2 separate regions of the Homo sapiens genome follow, and region 2 is linked to region 1. A link is a loop called in an ENCODE intact Hi-C map of the cell type or tissue named here. Cell type or tissue: CD4-positive, alpha-beta T cell. All regions are shown on one strand. Links, peaks and the distances in the headings refer to the core of each region. The heading gives the core; the rest is flanking DNA. Region 1 holds the start of ZC3H18-DT (ZC3H18 divergent transcript). Region 2 overlaps ZNF469 (zinc finger protein 469).

The links. Peaks named below come from ENCODE experiments on the same cell type or tissue, not always from the same donor. Only the 100,000 strongest peaks of a DNase experiment are listed, where the experiment ranks them.
Region 2: a loop joins it to region 1, with 10 times the contacts of the local background. A loop is called at or near these places in 90 of 110 quality-filtered maps.

Annotation. Positions count from the first base shown.
Region 1 is chr16:88,557,384-88,565,700 of GRCh38, reverse strand. It overlaps ZC3H18-DT (ZC3H18 divergent transcript), which reads left to right and starts at 3,718. Exons shown (of 3, transcript NR_146877.1): 1 at 3,718-4,197; 2 at 4,330-4,450; 3 at 4,976-5,598. In CD4-positive, alpha-beta T cell, for the core only: a CTCF peak has its summit at 3,549; DNase peaks (open chromatin) are centred at 3,610 and 6,486.
Region 2 is chr16:88,438,707-88,447,023 of GRCh38, reverse strand. ZNF469 (zinc finger protein 469) reads right to left here. Exons shown (of 3, transcript NM_001367624.2): 3 at 6,271-8,317. The coding sequence ends at 7,692. Among named protein-coding and RNA genes, the nearest start is that of ZFPM1, 10 kb to the left of the region's middle. RefSeq lists an enhancer at 3,036-3,901. In CD4-positive, alpha-beta T cell, for the core only: CTCF peaks have their summits at 3,627 and 3,827 (motif pointing left); DNase peaks (open chromatin) are centred at 3,833 and 4,367.

The DNA of each region.
Region 1 (8,317 bases), core at 149-8,148:
ACTACAGGCGCCCATCACCACGCCTGGCTAATTTTTGTGTATTTTTTAGTGGAGACGGGGTTTCACCATGTTAGCCAGGATGGTCTCGATCTCCTGACCTCGTGATCCACCCGCCTCAGCCTCCCAAAGTGCTGGGATTACAGGCGTGAGCCACTGTGCCTGGCCTCTCATTTTTCTTTAAACCTAAAACTGGTCTAAAAAATTAATTTCATATTTTTTTTTTCACAAGAATGTGGAGCAACTAGAATCACGTACTCTGCTGCTGGGAGTGTGACTAGTGCCCTTATTAAGAAAAAGTCAAGAAACATTGGTATGAATATTACTGGAGATCGGGAAAATGCCGGAAGAGACCATGAAAAGAGTTAAAACTTGTTGCCAATTGGGGGTGGAAACTGGGAGGGAAGAGGCAGGAAGCTAGTTTTAAAAATCAACTTTAGGCCAGGTGTGGTGGCTCATGCCTGTAATCCCAGCACTTTGGGAGGCCGAGGCAGGTAGATAACCTGAGGTCAGGTGTTCGAGACCAGCCTAGTCAACATGGTGAAACCTTGTCTCTACTAAAAATACAAAAATTAGCCGGGTGTGGTGGCGGGCACCTGCAATCGTAGCTACTCGGGAGGCTGAGGCAGGGGAATCACTTGAACCCAAAAGGTAGAGGTTGCAGTGATCCAAGATTGCGCCACTGCCCTCCAGCCTGGGCGACAATAGCAAAACTCTGTCTCAAAACGACAACAAAAAACAACAAAAAAACCCCAACTTTATTGAGTTGGGGTTTGCCAAAATGAACACTTTTTTTTTTTTTTTTGAGACGGAGTCTTGCACTGTTGCCCAGGCTGGAGTGCAGTGGCGCAATCTCGGCTCACTGCAACTTCTGCCTCCTGGGTTCCATCGATTCTCCTGCCTCAGCCTCCTGAGTAGCTGGGACTACAGGGGTGCGCCACCACGCCTGGCTAATTTTTGTATTTTTTAATAGAGACGAGGTTTCACCATATTGGCCTGACCTCGTGATCCGCCTGCCTCGGCCTCCCAAAGTGCTGGGATTATAGGTGTGAGCCACAACGCCCAGCCCAAAATGCACACTTGTAAGTGTGCAGTTTGATGAGTTTTCACAAAGTGTGCATCCACACAGGCCCACCTCGCTAGCAGAGCCCTGTGACAATGACTCAGCCCTTAGAGCACCTGCTAGGAGAGAAGAGTTGGAGGCAGGAACTTCTTCCAGTTGCCTTATGTGCAGAGAAGGAGGCCGAGGCCCAGAGATCACTTGTCCAAGACCACCCCTGGCTTAGCCAGAGCCCACACTGAAACCCAGCGTTCTCAGCTCTTTTCTTGGCATTGTGCAAAGCCGCTTGCAAAGAAAGTAGTGACTGCCCCATTGAAGAACAAGGGGAAGCAATGCAGGCTTTTGAGCAGGGGAGCAACATGAAGAAAGTAGCATGTTATCATTTTGAAGGCCTCCTATATCTGAACCACCTCTGATTCTGTCGTCGCTATTAAGTGCTTTTTCTCTTGGTTTTCAGTGATCTAGTCCCTGCCTCTTTTTTTTTTGGAGACAGAGTCTTACTCATCCCCCAGGCTGGAGTGTAGCGTAGCGGCACGATCTTGGCTCACTGCAACCTCCGCCTCCCGGGTTCAAGTGATTCTCCTGTCTCAGCCTCCCGAGTAGCTGAGACTACCGGCATGTGCCACCATGCCTGGCTAATTTTTGTATTTTTAGTAAAGACAGGGTTTCATCATGTTGGCCAGGTTGGTCTCAAACTCCCAACCTCAGGTGATCCACCTGACTTGGCCTCCCAGTGTGCTGGGATTACAGGTGTGAGCTGTCGTGCCCTGCCCTTCCCACATTTTTGAGACGGGGTTTTGCATGTGTTGCCCAGGCTGGAGTGCAGTGGTACAATCATGGTTCACTGCAGCCTCAAACTCTTGGGCTCAAGCGCTCCTCCCACCTCGGCCCTCAGAGCAGCTGGGAGTACAGGTGTGCACCACCATGCCCAGCTATTGTTTTCGTTTTTTGTAGAGATGGGTTCCCAGTGTGTTACCCAAGCTGGTCTCAAACTCCTGCGCTCAAATGATTTTCCCACCTTGGCCTCCTAAAGTGCTGGGATTATGGGCATCAGCACCATGTCTGGTGATCTGGTCCCTTCTTCTTTTTTTATTTTTATTTTATTCTTTTTTGAGACAAGGTCTGACTCTGTTGCCCAAGCTGGAGTGCAGTGGCATGAACAGGGCTCACTGCAGCCTCAACCCCCTGAGCTCAAGTGATCCTCCCACCTCAGCCTCCCTCGTCCCTGGGAATACAGGCATGCACTCCCGGCTTCTGGTCCCTTCTAAGAGCATGCCTTGTGCTATGGTTTGAATGTTTCTCCTAGACTTTATGTGTTGGGAACTTAATCTCCACAATTATATGCTTTTGGAGGTAATTAGGATTGGATAAGGTCATCAGAGTGGGCCCCCATGATGGGACTAGTGGCCTCATAACAAAAGAAACGGGCCGGGCGCGGTGGCCCACGCCTGTAATCCCAGCACTTTGGGAGGCTGAGGTGGGCGGAGCACGAGGTCAGGAGTTGGAGACCAGCCTGGCCAATATGACAAAACCCCGTCTGTACTAAAAATACAAAAATTAGCCGGGCGTGGTGGCAGGTGCCTATAATCCCAGCTACTTGAGAGGCTGAGACAGGAGGCAGAGGTTGCAGTGACCCAAGATGGTGCCACTGCACTCCAGCCTGGGTGACAAAGCGAGACTCCATCTTGAAAGAAAAGAAGAGAAAGAGAGACTTGGGCTGGCGTGCTCTTGCCCAGCGCCATGCTCTTGGACCTCCAGCCTTCAGAACTGTAAGAAACAAACCTCTCTTCTCTATAAATTACCCACTCTTAAGCTATAGCAACAGGTAACAGACTAAGACACCTTGTAACTTTTCTTATTCTTTTTTTTTGCTCTGCGATTACAGGCATGAGCCATCGCGCCCAGGTTAGCCCTGTCCAGACTGGCTTTGGGGGTTACAGCCCTTGTTCCCAGGGAGTGGAACTTCTGTGCTCCCAAGGGAAAGCCTGTGATGGTCACCAGCCCCCGCCCCCCACAGGGCTTGGTCTCCAGCCCGTCGCAGCTGCCAACACCCCTGCTCAGCTCTCCATCCTCCCGGGAGCCTTTTCTGTTGGGTTTCTTGGAGTTTCTTGGGGGCATATTCAGCTTAGGGGGCGGCCACGGCCTGAAGGGGATTTGCACTCAGGGCTTTGGGCTCTTTCTCCAAGTTCCCTCAGGCCCCAGCAGGTTTGGAGCCTCAAACTCTAATCCCTGTTTCTCAGCTCGGCAAGGCTGTGCTTTCTGTTTTTGGACCTCCACGCCAATGTGGGAAGATGCCCCACAAGGAAAACCAGGCTGAACGTGGGCTCACTTTCTTGTTTATGTTCGCTCAAGGGATATAGCCCCGGGCCCCACCAGCGCTGGTTACTCCCCACAGGCCCCGTTACATGCGTGTATCACACAGCGAAGCGTGTGTGTCCAGCCTGTATCCATGTCTTCAGCGGGAGGCCGAGTGCCATACCAGCGGTTCTGTCTGAAAGCATTTTACGAAGGATAGCCCTTGCTATTTCCTCAAAGAGCCACCAGAGGGCACTCCCACTCCGCCCAGCCGCTGTTCCCGGGGGGAAGGGGGGATGGGGGGGTGAAGGGTGATAGAGGGGTGGGGGGGTGGGGGGGTGGGGGATGGGGGATGGGGGGGTGGGGGTGGTCCCAGGCCCTGGACTGCAGGTGAAACCTGCAGGAAGCCCTGTCTGTTCTGTGTGGGACCCCCACTTCCATCATGGCCCCCACCACAGACACAGTGAGTCCACTCCAGTCCCTGTCCCAGCCTCTGGAGGGATGCTGGCTCTGACCCCATCTGGCCCCCTGCCTTTCCCTCGAGATGTCCATGGGCCCCCAACTCTTTGACGAGGTCTCAGACACCCCAAGGAGGCCGGGGAAAGGATTCCCGGCGCAGCTGAGCTTGAGGCTGGGGGCTTTTCTGTTGTTTCTGCAGCCCCAGGGCCTGGCACCGTAGGACCTCTGCAGGCTGGTGGGGGTGAATGAATGATTGATTGATGAATGAATGAATGAATGAATGTCAGTTCAGCTGCCATTTCACCGCCTGGAATTTGGGACTCGGACTGGCTTCCTGGCTCCTCAGCTTGCAGACGGCCTATTGTGGGACTTCACCTGGTGATCATGTGAGTCAATACTCCCAGTAAACTCCCCTCCATGTATACATCTGTCCTATTAGTGCTGTCCCTCTAGAGAACCCTGACTCATATACTGGGGGTGACGTCAACGCTGCTGTGACTGTCATTTTCTGGTTCTAGAGAAACAGTGGACCCACTGAGACCAAGGGCAAGGGGAGGAAAGGCCCGGGGTAGGGCTGAAGACACAGGTTCCAGGCCCAGCTCTGCTGCTCACCGATGAGGCTTCTCCTCTGTTGAGCAGGTACAATCGTAGGGCCCTACTCTTGAGCTTGCCGTGTGGGTTGACGGTGGCGGTCCACATACGAACACTCAGCGTGGTGCCTGGCATGCAGACAGGGTTCTGTAAATCTCGGTCGTCGTAGACGATTCCATTTATTACCACCGAGCACTTCATGACCCCTTTAGGCAAAAGACTTCCCTCTCTGGACCCCTGCCTCCACTTCTACGTGGTGGCGGGTTCAGGACTGATGGCTCTGTAGCTCCATCCCATGCCATTTCATTCCATTTTCTTCCTTAGCTTCTCCATGTCTTGGCTTCTCTGTTGGGGTGATTTCAGCACCACATGGAGGACAGCAGCCTGGGAGCTGTCCATGGAGCTGAATTCATGGGAGGGCACCTGGTGGAGAAGGCGGGGTCGGGCTGGAGGTGGGGGTGGGAGGGAATCAGCAGGGGATGGCCAGAAATGGAGGGAGCTTGCGTCCATTGGGCACAACTGGGTCTTCCACGCCATGACAGCTCATGGAGTCAGCCTTTCCTGTCGTTCCAGGTAGCCCCAGTTGGGAGCTGAGGTGTGTTGATTGGGGCTCTGGGAACCATAGCCTGCCAGCTGTGGCTTGGCCATCCCCTCTGCCAGCGCTTTCCCGCCCATCAGCCCTTTTCTCTGGAGTCCCTCCTTCAGCCAGGTCCTGAAAAGTCATACCTTTTGGCCAAGCTGCTGAAAATACTACTCAGCCAGAACTCATGTGCTCATGCCAGCCTCATTCATGACACCCTCCAAACCAGAAACAGCCCAGGAGCCGATCAACAGCTTCATGGGAAAATGTATTGCAGTCTATCTCATCGCCGGGCCCTTCCGTGGCCGTGGAGACGGGCGAATCATGGTCTATCCCGTCGCCGGGCCCTTCCGCGGCAGTGGAGACAGGCGAATTGCAGTTATGCGCAGCAAGGAAGCCTCTCTCAATCACATTGAGCAGAAGTGGCCAGGCTCAATTCTGTGGAATTCTGTGTGGATCACAAACAGGCAACATAGAGGATGGTGTTTTGGGGTGCATGTTGAGGGAGAGACGGGGTTCTCTTCATCACAATGGTGGCTGGCCTCCAGGAAGGGAGGGACAGTGGCTGGGAGGCCAGGGGCCTCTGGGATGCTGAAAAATTCTTTTTCTTCTCCTTCTTCTTCTTTTTTTTTTTGAGATGGAGACTCACTGTGTGGCCGAACCTGGAGTGCAGTGGTGGGACCTCGGCTCACGGCAACCTCTGCCTCCCAGTTGAAGTGATTCTCATGCCTCAGCCTCCTGAGTAGCTGGAATTACATGCGCCTGCCACCATGCCAGGTTAATTTTTCGTATTTTTAGTAGAGATCGGGTTTCACCAGGTTGGCCAGGCTGATCTCGAACTTCTGACCTCAGGTGATCTGCCCACTTTGGCCTCCCAAAGTGCTGGGATTACAAGGCATGAGCCACAGCACCCAGCCCAGAATGGTTAATTTTATGTTATGTGAATTTCACTCAATAAAAAAAAGACAGGAAGGGGAAAGAAAGAAAGAAAAGGCAGGGAGCCGGGCATGGTGGCTCATGCCTGTAATCCCAGCACTTTCGGAGGCCGAGGTGGGTGGATCACGAGGTCAGGAGATTGAGACCATCCGGGCTAACATGGTGAAAACCCGTGTCTACTAAAAATACAAAAAATTAGCCAGGCGTGGTGGTGGGCGCCTGTAGTCCCAGCTACTCAGGAGGCTGAGGCAGGAGAATGGCGTGAACCCAGGAGGCGGAGCTTGCAGTGAGCCCAGATAGTGCCACTGCACTCCAGCCTGGGCGACAGAGCGAGACTCCGTCTCCAAAAAAAAAAAAAAAAAAAAAAAAAGGGCAGGGAACACCAGGGGGCCCAGGGGAGTCAAGGTGCCTGTGAGTGTCCCCAGCAGCCCACCTCTCCTCCCCTCCCCCCAGCCTGCAGGCCCCGGAAGCACAGGGCTGTGCCCTGGAGAAGTCTGGAGTGACTTTTAAAACACAGATATGGGGACCCATCCGATTCTGAGTTTCTGGCCAACAGCGCTCCGTGTGGTTCAGAAGTTGTATTGTTTCAGGACGGAAGCAAAGTCCAGCTAACAGCTGTCAAGGGCTGGCCTCTTGCTGGGGCCTTGGGCCCGACTTTCTCCTTTGCTCCTCCCAAAGGCGCTGGGAAGCAGGGTGCTGATGGTAAAAAATGAAGCTCAGAGAGTTTCAGTGCCGAACTCAACATTGCACGACCAGGCACAGGAGGGCACGGGACTCACAGCTCCGGAGCTTGAGGGGACGCGGGACTCACAGCACCGGAGCACGGGAGGGCATGGGACTCACACTCCCAGAGAACGGGAAGACAGGGGACTCACACCCCCAGAGAATGGGAGGACACGGGACTCACACCACCATAGCACAGGAGGGCATGGGACTTACAGCGCTGGTCCATGGGAGACGCGGGACTCACACCCCCAGAGAATGGGAGGATGCAGGACTCACACCCCCAGAGTACAGGGGGACATGGGACTCACACCCCTGGAGCATGGGGGGATGCGGGACTCACACCCCCAGGGAACGGGAGGATGCGGGACTCACACCACCAGGGAACGGGAGGATGCCTGACTCACACCCCCAGGGAACGGGAGGACGCAGGACTCACACCCCCAGAGCACGGGGGGAACGCGGGACTCACCCCCCCGGAGCACCGGGGGACGCGGGACTCACCCCCCCGGAGCACGGGGGGACGCGGGACTCACCCCCCCGGAGCACGGGGGGACGCGGGACTCACCCCCCCGGAGCACGGGGGGACGGGCGACTCACCCCCCGACGGGGGGATGCGCGACTCACACCCCCGGAGCATGGGGGGACGCGGGACTCACCGCACATCTTTAACTCCTAATCCCATCTGCTGGGGAGGCTGCGGCAGGATGAACGCTTGAACCCAGGAGGCAGAGGTTGCAGTGAGCTGAGATCGCGCCACTGCACTCCAGCCTGGGCGACAGAGCGAGACTCTTTTGTCATTTCCCTTTTTACTCAATGGCTACTTTGGTTTTTCTTTTCTTTTTTTTTTTTGAGATGGAGAGCTGGAGTGCAGTGGCACGATCTCTGCTCACTTGAACCTCCGCCTTTTATGTATTTTCAGTAGAGAGAGGTCTAGAAGGCTCAGCTGCAGCCGCCTGCCCCGCAGGGCATTCCTGGCCCAGAAAGGGTAAAATCAGACTCTAAACTCATTCAGCTGAGTGGCTTGTCCTGGGTCTGCTGTAACAAGTGACACCAATGGGCGGCTTAAAGCCACAGAAGCTGGCTGGGCACAGTGGCTACACCTGCAATCCCAGCACTTGGGAGGCTGAAGCGGGAGGATTGCTTGAAGCCAGGAGTTCAAGTCCTGGCTGGGCAGCATAGTGATACCCCCATCTCTAAAAAAAGATGGTGCACGCCTGTAGTTCCAGCTACTCTGGAGGCTGAGGTGGGAGGCTTGCTTCAGCCCAGGAGGTCGAGGCTACAGTGAGCCGTGATTGCACCACTGTCTCAAACGACAACAATAGTGACAACAAAAACACTCAGAAACATATCGCCTCACAGTTCCGTAGGCCAGATGTCTGATAGCAGAGTCATGAAGTGGAACTCGAGGCACGGGCAGGGCTGCAGGCTGCAGGGAAGGCTCCCCACGGCCTCTTCCAGGTTCCCAGGCCTCAGGCATCCGTGGCTCCCGTGCCTTGAGGCTGCATAGCTCCTGCTCTGCCTCTGTGGTCCCACGCCTCTCCTCTTCCATCTGTGTCCAATCTCCCTCTGCCTCCCTCTCAGGAGAACTCATGATCACGTCGGGTCTGTCCAGATGCCTTCTTTCTCTCCATCTTTAACTCAATCATGTCTGCAAAGACCTTTCTTCCATTCTT
Region 2 (8,317 bases), core at 233-8,232, 120 kb after region 1:
AGATGGTGCAGACGAACGTGGGTGAGCGGAGGCAGGGGCTGCGCACAGCTGCGGGACGCAGTGGCTGCACCTCTGGCACCGCCGGGGAAGCTCTCGGCACAGGACCCGAGGCACGATGAGGAGCCAGGAAACCTGTGCGCGATGGCGAGGACGGCCCGGGCAGGACATGGAAAGCGGCTGTGGCCTGTGTGGTTGGTCCCAGGCGATGCTGCAGGAAGACCTGTTTGGTTTTCAAGCAGAACTTAGGAGCCATATGCGAGAGTGTGGATATGCCAGGCTGGAAAGAAAACTGCCACGCGTTTCCAGTCTCTCTCGCTGAGAAAGATGCTCGGAGGAAGCCCTGGCCTCAGAGTGAGGAGCTGGTCCAAGGTGTGGCTGCAAGACTGCGTGTCTGGCCCCAGGAAGACCCTGTTGCTGCATCTGGACATCGGCCTCCAGAATCGGAAGAGCTCGGCCACACAGCAGCCACGGCTGGCAGAGTGGAGAAGGGTCTGTCCATGAAGGTCGAAGGGGCCTTGCTCTGGTGGATGCACCATGAGATGAGATGGAAGGAGGCGGAGACAACACAGAGGGTGAAGAGGCCCGGGACCCCATGACCTTCACCAGGCAGGGGAGCGAGGGAGGTCCCTGAACGGCAGACTCGGCCGCCTCGAGGAGAGGACACCAGGCAGGGGAGCGAGGGAGGTCCCCGAACGGCAGACTCAGCCGCCTCGAGGAGAGGACACGCCAGTGCAGAGCCAGGCCCCAGGTGGCCGGGCTAACAGCACAGTCACTGTACGGGGCAGGGCCCGGGCTTCGGAACCGCCTGTGGCAGTGACGGACATGTGCCACCCTCCTCCCAGTTCCCGACAGGGGCATTGGTAGCATTTGTCCTACACCCCGTGCCCTGCACCCCGACGCACGGGCATACTTCACCGGAGGAATGACTCGATGGCCTCAGCCACACCTGGCCCTATCTAAATGTCAGGGCCCCGGGCCTGAGCCTGACGCTGAGACACGGTGAGACTTTTGGGGAGACTTTTGGAGGGGTGAGTGTGCCCTGCATCTGGGTGGAATACAAATAATTTGTGGCCAGAGGGCAACGGTGATGGTTTTAAAACATGGCCCCCGGATCTGTGACACACCTCCGTGCGGGCAGGGAGACCCAGGCCCCGTCTTGGATTTTGGCTCCGTGACTGCTTGGCCGGAAGGATGTGCGGGAAGCCACGCCACTTCGGCTCCCAGCCCAGCCCTCGAGAGGCCGGCGGCGTCTGGGTCTCGTCTTTCGGGACCCTCGATGTTGGAACTCAATCACCATGTTGGGTGGAAGCTCACTCGGAGACGCCAGCCCCAGCAGGTGCCTCGGGCAGCAGACGAGCTGTGCCCACCCAGCCCTGCCCAAATGGTAGATTTGTGAGCAAAAGACGCGATTGTTGTTCCGAGCCACTGAGTGCCGGGGTGGCTTTTCATGCAGCCAGAGATGACCGAGACAGAGGGTGGGAGACGGAGTCGGAGAGGGGCAGGGCCCCAGCCGCGCCAGGCCCTGGGGGGCGAGGAAGCACCGCATGACTTTGACTCCGCAAGCCTCGCCGCAGGGGCCCAGGTCAGTGTGGAAGGCGCCAGCCGCAGCGTGTGCGTCTCTCCTCACAGAGAGAGCGCCACTGCCTGGCGTGAGGCCAGCAGTTCACAAACGCCGTCTCCTTCTCACCACAGTCCCGGGAGGTCTCATGGAGCCCGTTTTACAGACAGGGGAAACTGAGCCTGCAGTGTGAAATCCAGCCGGGCGCAGGGAACCGCGGCTCCTTGCCTGGAATTGAGCTCTCAGAGGGAGCTGCTGGGAGCCAGGGCTGGAAAGGATGTTGCTGGTCACTTCGTCCATTTAACAGATGGAAGAACTGAGGCCCGGTCGGGGGTTGCTGGTGACCAGCCTGAGGCCTCTGGCCCCCAGCTCAGTGCTCTGCTGCTCCTGGGTACCTCCTGGTGCTGGCAGAACACATCTGCCCTCTCCTTGGGCCCAGAAGCAGGCCTGGGGTTCTCTCGGGCAGTGCAGGCCAAGGGGCAGTGTGTTCACCTCCCTGCCATGCCCCGGGCCTTGGGGAGGACCAGCTCTGCCTCCTCTCCTCACAGCCACGCGGCTGGTCAGTGAGACAGACACTGCATTGGGGAAAGGGGCCGTGGGCTTGGGACCCAGGCCAGGGCAGGCCTGGAAAGACAGACACCCCTGGGCCTCAGCGTGGCTGTCCTGGGGCTGCGATCCACCCAGAATTGGGAACTGCCTCCCGCTGCTTCCCAGCTGGAACCTGGCGTGACCTGCTTGTTGTCCTTGCGCTGGGAGGGGGAGACACTGGGGCTGGAGCCCCCAACTTCAGCTGCATCTCTGTGGCCCATACGTGGCACGTGGACAGAGGACACGGGCAGGACTGAGCTCCCCATGGGCTCCAGGGCCTCCAAGTCCCATCACCTCTGGGGTGTTTCAAGGAATCCCCACATTAGCCGCCCCAAAGTCACTGGGACACAGCCCCTTCCCCGGGGCCGGCCCTCTCCATCCCCCTCTCCCCACTGCGTGAACCTGGCCATCCACACATCTTCTCAGGAGAGCAGATGCTTCAAGGTGTAGGAGCGTGTAGGAGAGCCTGCTTTCAATAATGAGTTTCCCAGTAAACCGTCCCGGTAAACTGTTCCCTGAGGAGGGTAGGAGGGTGTGCCCCCATCCCGCGGAACCCCTGACCCTGCCCTGCATACCTCCTCTCTGTGCGGTGGGGTGTGGGGATGAAGCCAGGCCTGCCACTCACCACTGGCACCCTCCTACCCTCCCTCTGCTTCCTCGCCCCACAGGCTGAGACCCAAGGGCACCTGGCATGTGCTCCCCTGCCTGCGTCTCCTCCACGGCTGCCTGCCCCCTCTGTCTCCTCAGCCTGGCCCAGGGCACCCACTTCTCTCCTACCCCACTTCCCCAGCGGCCTTGGAATCTAGACGTGGATGATGGGAAATAACGCCGCTGTCTATGGGAGCTCTCTGCATACTCATAGCCTCCCTGCCTCCCCCTGCTGCTTCAGGGCAGCCCATTGGGGGTTCTGGCCACAGAGGGACTCTGCAGTCTTGGGGCAAACTGGGCCTCAGAATCCTGGGTGGGAGAGACAGAGTCCCCAGGTTGGGAGAGTTGGTGTGGACGGTGACCCTGACTGTGCCCAGGGGGAGGGTTGGTGTAGACGGTGACCCTGACTGTGCCCAGGGGGAGGGTTGGTGTAGACGGTGACCCTGACTGTGCCCAGGGGGATGGTTGGTGTGGACGGTGACCCTGACTGTGCCCAGGGGGAGGGTTGGTGTGGACGGTGACCCTGACTGTGCCCAGGGGGAGGGCTGGTGTGGACAGTGACCCTGGCTGTGCACAGGGCCGGGCCTCAGTGTCCACTCCCTCTGCAGGGGTCCCCACAGGGCCTGCACAGCTCACGCCCAGTGCTCCTCTGCTCCCAGCTCAAACACCTGTCCTTCAGGGAACCCTGCAGGGACTCCGCAGCACTCTCTCCTGTGGCTGTGTGAGCGACTGGCAGGCACCTGAGTGCACCCCGGGGGCCGAGTAGGCGTGTGTGCGTGCGTGCGTGCATGCGTGTGTGCCTGTGGGCATGCGTCTGAATGCCCAGGTGTCCGCAGGGGTGAGGCTGTGCTGTGTGCACGTGTGCAGTCGAGGGATTCCCGCCTGTCTGTCCCCTTTAGTGTGTGGAGGTGCCGGGTGTGCACGTGGGTGGTTTGCAGGTCAAGTGGGTGTGGGGTCGGCAGGTGCGGTGCCTCTGGAGGCTGCAGGCGGCCGCCCTGCCCAGGTGGAGGCTGGACCCCCTGGCTGGGCGAATGCTGCCACCTGGTGGCCAGGCGGGGGCCGTCCACATCCTGGGTCTCCAGCCAAACGGTGGTTTCAGGCCCCACAGGAGGAGCGGTGAGTGGACAGGGGCAGGGCTCACTCCTGGCAGTCCCTGAGCATGGCCTCAGATGGCTCAGAGCAGCGGCCCTCCAACGTCAGCCCCCGAGGCTGGTGGGAGCGAGTGCCCAGCCCGTCCCAGAGCCGCTGACCCGAGTGGGGTGCCCTGGATGCTGCCGGCCGGGGCCCTGCCTGAGACACACTGTGCTGAACAGACACACTGCGGGTGTCCCAGACTGCAGACCTGGTGGGACCTCAAGGGTCTCCACCCATGAAGTCCATGGGACCCTTTCACACACCGAGCCCAGACAGGCAGCCCCGTGACCCACCGCTGCCCCAACACCAACTCAGAGCCCTGTGCGGGGTGCAAGGTCCTTTCCATGCCCTTCCCCCCAACCCCCGTCTACGGGCCTCCTGCGGAGCCTCCTCCCTGGATATGAAGCCACCCGCCAGGTATAGTCCCTGTGCCAGACCAGCACCTGTTCAGAAGGCCCCGCCTGGGGGCTGCGTCTGCTGGCTTCCCTGAGCCAGGCTCCTTGCACAGTGGGGGGGTAATGTGAGCAAAGGGGGTGGGCAGATGGCCACACCCCCACTCACCAGCCCCTCCTGCAGGCAGGCCTGGCCCAGGCTGCCTTGTGGCCTCTGCCACCATCAGGGCTGGGAAGACCCCAAAACCAGTGTCCGAGCAGAGAGCCACCCAGGCAGAGGACGGCGGGCGTGAGGGGAGGGGCCCAAAAGGAGGGAAGGGGCCGTGTGCGGGCCTGGGAACAGTGTTCCTGGCAAAGGGAACCCTGCAGGCAGGCGCCTGGCGGGTGGGGAGGCGGTGGGGGTGGGTGGGCCACAGCCGCAGGCCGCAGGTGAATCTGTCCTCTATCCAGGGAAGAGGGGCACCGTGTGCTTGGACGGAAGTGGTGAGACCCCGGTTAAGGTGTCTCATTTAGGAGCTCCGCTTCCCGTGGAAGAGGGGAGGAAAGCAAGGCTGGTGAGGCAGGGAGGGCTGGAGGCCTCCTCTGAGCAGCCTCCTCATCTGCCCAGTCAGGGGTCTACTCTGACCCACCCTCACTGGAGAGGGTCACTTGTCTCCTGGACACTGGGATCTTTGAGGGGCGCTGTAGGGCACAGGAGGCTGGGTGGGGAGGGTCTCCTGGTTCCACTCTTCCTGCGGCCCTGGCCCCTTCCCTGCGGCTCCCTCAATGGAGCCACTCTGCTCCCTGAGGACCCCATCCCGGAGCCAGGAAGTTTTGGAAACAGAGCGGGAGACTGAGGCAGTGCTGCTGACGGCCTCATGATCTCCGTGTGTTAACAAGCAGGAAGGTGTGGCTGCCCCGCTGGGAATCATTTGTAAGATCCCGCCCAGGTTCTGCTGGGGTCTAGAGCTCCCCATGCCCCCAGCCCCTGCAGCTGGCATGACGGTGTCCGACATCCACCCCGAGAGCAGGGCTTTGAGGACAGGCGCTGCCCTCCCCACGCTGGGCCCCTTCGCAGACGCCCTTACGGTGTGAGTTCCGCCAGCAACAAGTGGAAAGCAGGGGAGGCCCAGCGCCCACCTGGGGGAGGGGTGAAAGCTGACCAAGTCCATTGGCCAAGAAGATGAGAGGATGCCTTGATGGTCAGTGGCAGGCACTTCCACAGAACATTCCAGAAGACAGTCTCAGGAGAAGCTTGGAAGGGCCATGAGGGAGCAGGCTTTGAGGCAGGGACGTGTGGACACCTTCAGGGACCCGAGTGTGGGAGAGAGGAGGGGACAAGGCGGACAAGGCTGCGTCTCTGGGTAGGTGAGGGGGCCTGGCTCCCCAGCCTGGGAGGGCTGCGTCCTGGCATGTGAAGGCTGGAAAACTCACACCAGACGGGTGCCTGGGGGGAGGCCCGAGGGTGGCAGAGCCCAGTCCCCACGCCTATCCTCCCTCAGCCCAGCCCCATCGCTCCCTGGGTCCCCCGGGCTGCTTCTGATGTGGGGGAGGGGCGCCAGGGCACCTCAGCCTCCCGTCTGTTCCTCCTGGGGGGTGAGGGGGGGCCTCAGTGAGGATGGCCGGGGTGGGCCTGCCCCTTTCTGGAAAACCTGGGCCAGCCCCCACTGCTGAAGGGGTGGTGTGTTCCTCCTGGGGGCGGGGGAGGTCCTCAGTGAGGATGGCCGGGGTGGGCTTGCCCCTTTCTGGAAAACCTGGAACACCCACTGCTGAAGGGGTGTTCTTAGGACACAGCCATGGCTGCATCACTGGGTCCTGCACGAGGTCCCGCAGCCCCGGCTGGGCCCTTGGCCCACGGTGGCCCGAGAGTGGCAGCTGGCGCAGACACCCTGGGAGCCAAGTTCTGAGGCTCAGGGAGGTGCAGACCAGGGATGGGGGCCGGCGGGAGGACAGACGTCACGCAGCTGGAGGTTTTCTGCGAAAATAGTGGGAATATATTTGAAAAGACAAGTCACTATGATGTTTACAGTACAACCTCAGGGCCCCTCCGCACTTGGTTTGCGACACTCCGGAGGCGTTTTGAATGGCCTACAACACCTTCCAGAGAGGCGGTCTGGGCCTGATTTGGTCTCTTTCAAATATCAAAATAAAAACTTTTGACGTACACATTGCACCCAAGTAAAAACTAAACAATAGAGCAAAACAAACCATGGATCTTCAAGATACTTATGGAGAGAAGGGTGAGAAGGAAGCCCTCTCACCCTTTGACCCACCTTCACAGGCACGACGCTGTGAGAGGACACGTGCGTCCCAGGCCTGGGTTGGGTCGGTGCATGAGGGTGCCCTGGCCAGGGCAGCGGCTCTGCAGCCCCAGCCCTGAGCATCCCCGTCTGGCAGCACAGACCTCAGGCTTGCAGCCCGGCAGGGGAGGCAGGGAGAGCGCCGCCATGCAGGTGCCCGTGCCCTCGACAAGCCATGGTGGGGCCTCCCTGACCCCGTCTGTCCCACCCAATACCCCCATTAAAAAAAAAAATCAAGGAAGCCTGTATTCACATTACAACACAAAAATAGCACCAGAAACTTCAGAGTAACATTGCAAATAGGCGGAGCCCAGAGCTCCGTACAGCAGGGAGGCTCTAGAGGGCGGCCATGGAGGCTGGGAGGGAACGAGGAGGGCCCGCGGGAGCTGGCACAGGGGCGGTTTCTTCCCAGTTCCATACGGGAACCCGGTTCCTGGGGTCAAGGTGTGCTAGAGATGGGCTTTTCTCCCGCAGAGCAAATGGAGGCTGGCATGACCCTGTGGTCAGAGGGAGGAGGCATGACCCTGTGGTCAGAGGGAGGAGGCCTGTTGTGCTCTTGGGGGACCAGGCGGCTCAGAAGCAACCCTTCTAAGTAGTGAGCACTGCCTTCCCCCACGTGGTTTCTAAGGTCACTTTGGAATTCCAGCAACAGCAGCAAGACTAAGAGGGAACCTACCACCATCCCACGGCTGCCTCAACTTACTTCCCTTCTCCATGTGGGGGAACGGGAGGTTGTGCAAATCTCCAAACATTGGCTTCTGTGGTGTCGGTGCCCACAGGGCGCAGGGGTGTGGGCTGAGGGGATGGGCTGCTGTCTCTTCAAGTACTTGGTACCAAGAAAACAGCTGTGTGGTCTCAAAAGGGCTGCAGTGGCCCCGTCTTTCACCCCCAGCCTTCCAGCAAGAAAGGGAATGCTGCCCACCTGGGCCCTGTTCAAAGCATCACCACCTCAGCTCTGACATCAAGGCCTGAGCAGTTGCACAAGAAGTCAAGTGGCCACAGAGTGGACCATCTCAGGGAGCCGGAGCTGGCCAAGGAGGCAGGCCGAGACAGGAACGCCCAGCTCCGGTCCCAGGCTCTTGCTCCTAGAAATTACTCGGAAGCATCTTTCTTTAAAGGGATTTTGAAGCCAGTTAGTCTCTGCCCGAAGAGCTGGCTGAGGAGGTCACTCTGGGCCTCGGCCGTCCGGTGGGTGTGTGGCTCGGCAGGTTCAGCACCGTGGACAGCTGTGCCCCTCTTGGGGGGCCTGAGCAGGGGTCTCCCCTGGGGGAAGGCCTTGCCCAGTCTGTCCTTCCTCTGTGTGTGGCCCGGCTCTGCCTTCCGCTGCTCTGATGGTGGCGGCCTGGGTTTGTTCTGGCTGTTGGGCTTGGGCTTGGTCGGGAGCACGCGGCTGGGAGTTGCCTGCTTCCGAGGGGTCCGGGGGGGCTTGTCAGGGGCTGAGGGGGCTCTCCCGAAGCTCCCCACACTTTCACTCCTGGCTGGCCCTGGGACCTGGCCCTTTTTCCTCTTCGTACTGCTCTCTCCCTTCTCCTTGGGACCTAGGCTCCCGTGGGGCCCCTGCTCACCAGCTTCCCTTGGCCCCTTGGTGCAGCTCTTGGCTTGGGCTCGAGCGGGGAGCCTCTCTGGTGCAGGGCTCCGGCTGGGGAAGCTGGGCTTGGCTGGGGTGGTGGCTGTCTCGCTCTGGAGCTGCCCGCTGGCTGGCTGGGGCTGGCTGCCAC